Linked DNA regions of Homo sapiens: region 1 is linked to region 2. Evidence: chromatin contacts called from ENCODE Hi-C or POLR2A ChIA-PET data. All regions are on one chromosome and are shown on one strand. The core of a region is the stretch at or near the end of the contact, and the rest is flanking DNA. Distances in the headings are between cores, read along the strand shown.

What was found. Hi-C counts contacts between places; a loop is a spot of excess contacts on that map. ChIA-PET counts read pairs that join two places held with the same protein, here RNA polymerase II (POLR2A). Pooled maps may share reads with other maps.
Region 1: a loop to region 2 is called in a map of B cell, with 23 times the contacts of the local background. The contact joins the promoter of TMEM69 here to the promoter of CFAP57 in region 2. A Hi-C loop is called at or near these places in 3 of 168 maps with a recorded cell type or tissue (B cell, CD4-positive, alpha-beta T cell and CD4-positive, alpha-beta memory T cell), 1 of 37 single-sample maps with no recorded cell type and 9 of 50 pooled maps. POLR2A ChIA-PET finds 5 or more read pairs at or near these places in 2 of 52 experiments (B cell and GM10248).

The regions. Positions count from the first base shown.
Region 1 is chr1:45,686,774-45,689,531 of GRCh38, reverse strand. TMEM69 (transmembrane protein 69) reads right to left here and starts at 1,351. Exons shown (of 3, transcript NM_016486.4): 1 at 1,257-1,351. It also overlaps a transcript of GPBP1L1 not described here. RefSeq lists enhancers at 1,340-1,409, 2,359-2,688, 2,709-2,758.
Region 2 is chr1:43,171,067-43,173,835 of GRCh38, reverse strand. It overlaps CFAP57 (cilia and flagella associated protein 57), which reads right to left and starts at 1,506. Exons shown (of 23, transcript NM_001378189.1): 1 at 1,383-1,506; 2 at 926-1,101. The coding sequence starts at 1,082. EBNA1BP2 (EBNA1 binding protein 2) reads left to right here and starts at 1,546. Exons shown (of 9, transcript NM_006824.3): 1 at 1,546-1,783; 2 at 1,867-1,950; 3 at 2,185-2,357. The coding sequence starts at 1,718. It overlaps MIR6733 (microRNA 6733), which reads left to right and starts at 2,124; the gene lies at 2,124-2,184. RefSeq lists a silencer at 1,080-1,279 and enhancers at 1,390-1,439, 1,520-1,649, 1,199-1,834, 1,780-2,009, 1,835-2,471.

The DNA of each region.
Region 1 (2,758 bases), core at 102-2,601, 2.5 Mb before region 2:
GTTTTGCCATATTGCTCAGGCTGGTCTTGAACTCCTGAGCTCAAGCAATCCACCTGCCTCGGCCTCCCAAAGTGCTGGGATTGCAGGTGTGTGCCACTTAGCCTGATATAACACTTAATAAGTTACTACATGTAAATAGCTGAGAACCGTCCCTGACACAAAGCACTTTACACAGGAGGGACTGATTAAAAACTCTAATGTAAGCAGCCAGTAAAAACAGGTGAATGATAATATGGATCTAGATCTGACAATTTCATTCTTAACCAAGAGAATGGGATGTCTAAAAAAACCTACAGTTGCTGCTTAATTTTAAAAAATCGATTGGGCAGGGCGCAGTGACTCGCTCCTGTAAGCCCAGCAGTTTGGGAGGCCGAGGTGGGTGGATCACGAGGTCAGGAGTTCGAGACCAGCCTGGCCAACGTAGTGAACCTCCCCCCCGTCTCTACTAAAAATACAAAAAATTAGCTGGGCGTGGTGGCAGGCGCCTGTAATCCCAGCTACTCGGGAGGCTGAGGCAGGAGAATTGCTTGAACCTGGGAGGCGGAGGTTGCAGTGAGCCGAGATCGCGCCATTGCACTCCAGCCCACGAGACAGTGCGAAGCTCCGTCTCAAAAAAAAAAAAAAAAAATCGATTGAACTAATTTATTGATCACAGATCTTAGGGCTGGGTCAAGAAATCCTGTATACCAGTTAATGTCTTCATACTATACTTAAGGAAGCAAGTAGGGAGGTAAGTAATCCTGGGCCTCCGAGTAGAATTTAGATCACACCCACACCCACCCACCTGAGCCCCAGACCAAAATGCCCGCAGAGCGTACCCATCACTTTTGTTCAAAATCACTTTCTTCTTAAGGACTTTCCAGACCACTCCATTTAAAATCTCAACCATCCCCCCATCTTTGGAAACTCCCTTTCCTCTGTGGCACGTGCTTTCCAACTAGTGGGTATTAAAAAGTGATAACCTAAAAAGTCCAGGGACGGCAGGTGATGCGGGATTAAGGACTGAGACTCAAAGCTTAATCCTCCTAATATAAATGAAAAAGCTCAATATTCCCATTGCCCTGGTGGGAAGACTGCAAACTGCCAGCTTCAAACTGACCTCTGAGAAAGGAAGGCGGGGTTTAGACGCCAGTGTCTTCGGGAAACCCTGCCCGAGAGTGCCCGCGTCTCCAATTTACTACCAACCCTTGGTGCCCTCCCATCCCAACGTCGCAAATTTACTACCAACCCTTGGTGCCTCCCATCCCAACCTGCACCTGTGGCGACTTTGAGACTTGCCAGCGTTGCACGGAGAGAAGGAAAACAACCGCAACAACAGCCCAGGTCCACTGGAAAGGCACTTCCGGCAAGTGGATTCAGAGAGGCCCCTACTTCCTGAGGGCTGAAAAAAAATGAGTCCGGGTAGGGACTTGACCTGCGCTAATTGGTTCCTAGGCCCGGCTTTCTGTTTGGGGGCCATTCTTAATTTCTAGTTGAATCCAGATGTTGAACGGTCCTTGAAGTTCTATTCCAGGGCTCCCAGGCAGCAGAATCTGCCCACAGAGTTCGGGTAAGTAGAGTGCAAGTACTGAAACAATCTCAGAATGATGGTGGTGAAGGAAGGTAAGAGACGGGATTTTAGGCCCAGTGTGACCTGAATTGCTTGCCATCTGTGGGACTTATGTTTTACTTTGCAAAACAGGGTTTATAAGGCCTATGGGGACACATCTCACTGCATTAGGGCCCTTTACTATCATTTAGAGGGGGAAAAAAGCCCAGTTCTTACATCCATTTTCTTTGCTGGGACCTATAAACTTCATTAAGGGTTAAAGAGCACAAGAGCAGGATTTTCACTTCCATGAAAGGTGTGGTGATAAGGGCCCTAGGCTTGGGGGTGGTTCGGAAAGTCAGATCATTTCTCCTACTGCCCTCGGCTTTATTTCTCGGCTATGTGACCTTGGGCAAGTCCCTTCTCTTATCTAGACTTGTTTCACAGGAAATGGCACCAGGCAATTTTAGTGCCCTTCCGTGTCTATGGATAAAACTGAAGACATGTAGTAGGAGATCTCAGGGGCCCACGCCGGCCAGTCCCTCCAATCCTCCGGATTCTAGGTAGTCTAGCTTCCTGGTTGCCAGCCATTACACGGTTTAGCTTTCCGTGCCGGATGGAGCCACAGCGAAGTCTTCCTTAATAGTAAGCGCTTTTAGTCGAGCTAGGCCTTCAGTTTTATTGCCTTCTCTGTCATGGCAGCGCCGCCCCTTCCAGTAGTGCGATACCCAATGAGACTTCAGGTAGGAGAAACGGCACTGTCGCAAGCGCAGGCTCTCGCCGGAATCCCGCCCTTCGCTTGGGCGGGGGAGTGACGCCTGCGCTCCAGGGGAACTACTACTCCCAGCGGGTAGCGCGGCCGACGCAGCCGCGCAGCCTCCGGGGCCAGGCCGTGTGGCCCGCTGGGGACTGGAGTCTCAACGACGCGCACACGAGAAGTAAGGAGCGGAAGGTGGGAAAGGGCCGGAAAACACACGTTCCTCCGAAACCGGTTTGCAAGTCCTTGTAGAGGTAGTTTCGGGACGCGCACTGGCCAAGGGGCGGGCTGTGGGAGGGTGAAGAAAAAAGGGATACACACATGCATACCCACCCACTCATTCATACGCGCCCAGGCCCTGGAAGTGGGCAAGGGGGTTAGAAGGGGCGTACTAAACTAGGCTTGTCCGTGCCTCAGGCGGCACGAGGAAAGGCAGAGGATTCAATTCTGTAGGGGGCAGAGGTGACCATGCG
Region 2 (2,769 bases), core at 257-2,756:
TAGTCCTGGCTGTGTGCCCTAGAGAATCTGCACAAATAGATGAATGTATATGCATGCAAGAATGTTTATAGTAGTATAGTTTGTAATAGCAAATGATTGTTATTTCCCAAATGTCCCTCAATATTAGAGTGAATACATATATTTGAGACATTATATTCATATGATGGAACACTACATAGCAATAAAATGAACTTGGCTATATGTATCGAGATGTGTGAATCTCAAAAGCATGACATTGAACTGATGCAGCAAGACACAGAATACAGGGAGAAGCACTAGAACTGGTAATATTCTGTTTCCTATGCTGGGTGGCTGGGTTCACAGATCTACATTCTATTGTAATTCTTTAAATATGACATATATGTAGGGTACATTCTTTTGTATGTATATGTCACAATAAAAGGTGTCAATGCAACAAAGAATGGGAAAATGGATTCGGTTGTTGAAATAATGAATATCATTAACAGGACCACTGTGAACAAAAATAAGGGCTGTAATGCTATACAAATGGTTATTTGCGACTTGGGATAAAGTTTACAGTGTCTTCATCATACTTGGATTCAAACGGTGATATAATGAAGGTGGTGTGCTCAGGAAAACTGTTAGACAACTCAAAAAGTGGCTCTGGTGATGACAAAGGCAGTGATATTGAAGACACCAAAAGAGGGGTTCTTAACATATTTTCATGAAATTACAGTGAAAAAAGTACTTTTAAATTAACATTTTATATGTGATTTTAACTACATATGCGTGACTGATTAATCTAGTTTCATAATACAAGTCGCCATTTATTTCCTCTACATTTATAATACTGCATATATATTCAAATTGGCCAAAATCTTTCTTTCCAATCATCATGCTGGGATTATGGGGTTATATGTGGCACATACCATTCCTGTATATGTCAGGATGGAAAAAGTTTTACCTGGAATGAATTTTTGCCATTTCTGATCCACATTGTACTTCACACAGTGATTTCCTGAAGGAAATATAATGATCTGTTCATCGAAGTAGAAGATATTGTTGGCCACGTGGGATCGAAGACCAAAAACATGCAGCGTCTGAGCTACCACGGCTGACATGATCTCCCGCCAAACAGTTCTGCTGAAGACCAAGGCAGCGCTTCAGAGTGGAGAGCACCGCCCCGCTCCGACCCCGCCCCCGGCCCGGACTCGCCCTCCCCGCCCTTTGCTCCTCCCCTTGTCTCTCCCCTTTCTCCTCCCCTTGTCCCTCCCCTTTCCCCTCCCCTTGTCCCTCCCCTTTCCCCTCCCCCGGGGTCCTCCTCCGCGCCACCCCACCCCCGCGGCTCCTTTTTCTGCCTTTTCCTTTGTACCCTCACTGCTACCAGCTCCTTCTGGCGACCCCCAGGTACCCCCTCCCACCTTTCGTTTCTCTCTGGGTCAGCAGACCACGCATGTATCCAGAGGCGCTACCTGTAGGGATCCTAAGCAACCCGGACACTTTCAAACGCCGTAGCGGTTCCTATAGCAACGACAAACCGGAAGTATGGTTTGCCGCCGGAAGCGGAAGTCCCAATCAAAAGTTGAGCAGTAGCTGTGAGTTGCTGGCGCTGGAGCGATTCGGTGGCACGTGGAGCCACGGCGTGGGAGTAGGGGGCTGAAGGCAGGCAGCAGCGGCCAGGGCCGCCCTCTGCTAGCCGCTTGGGTCTCGGGATACCCCGTTTCTTCCTGTAGGTGTGGGACGTGCGTGCGGCGAGATGGACACTCCCCCGCTCTCGGATTCGGAGTCGGAATCCGATGAATCCCTTGTCACAGACAGAGAGGTAGGTGTCAGCCGAGCTCGTGGGGCTGGGCGTGGGAGAGGGGGCCTTACACCCCTGGGAGTGACCGTGATTGTGTCCTGCAGTTGCAGGATGCGTTTTCCCGAGGGCTTCTGAAGCCAGGCCTCAATGTCGTGCTAGAGGGGCCGAAGAAGGCCGTGAACGACGTGGTGAGCGTGGGCACAGGGTCGGGGGTACTCGGACATGGGATGCGCTTCAGGCGCTGTTGGGCTTGGGAGACCGATTCTTGTCCCAGGAAAGATGCACCCTGCGCCTCGCCAAGAGGGTCAATTACCTGTCTGGGTATTGGGGATTAGCACTTTGTCCCTTCGCCTAACAGCCTGTGCTTGGGAAAGACAAACTCAGAGTTCCCTTCTTGTGAGCTCAGTGTCTGGATTTCCTAGAATGGCCTGAAGCAATGTTTGGCAGAATTCAAGCGGGATCTGGAATGGGTTGAAAGGCTCGATGTGACACTGGGTCCGGTACCGGAGATCGGTGGATCTGAGGCGCCAGCACCTCAGAACAAGGACCAGAAAGCTGTTGATCCAGAAGACGACTTCCAGCGAGAGATGAGTTTGTATGTTTGTTTTCAAATGTTGGAGAAGTTGAGGATCCTTGTGCAGGAGAGTGGGAAAGAGGGGAAATTAGTAAGTCTGCACTCAGAATAAGCCTAGGAGTAGAGAGAGCGGCTTCTTTTGACTAAGAATAGCTAGGAGATTCTTCCTGTTTGAGAGAAGAGCTCTTTGGTCCACGGTCACGATCCAAAATCCACTTTATGGGCTAATTTGAAATATTCATGTTAAAACTTTTTGTGCATGCTTCAGTTATTAGGAAAACAAACAAACAAACATTGCTTATGGGATGTTCTTGTGTGGAATTGCTTTAGTAATTACATAAGAATCCATAATCGACATTCGTTTGTGTTAATGGGTACCTTTAGAGTAGTCATTCTCTTAAACTATTTTTAGCAACACCCCTCCCCTTTTTAA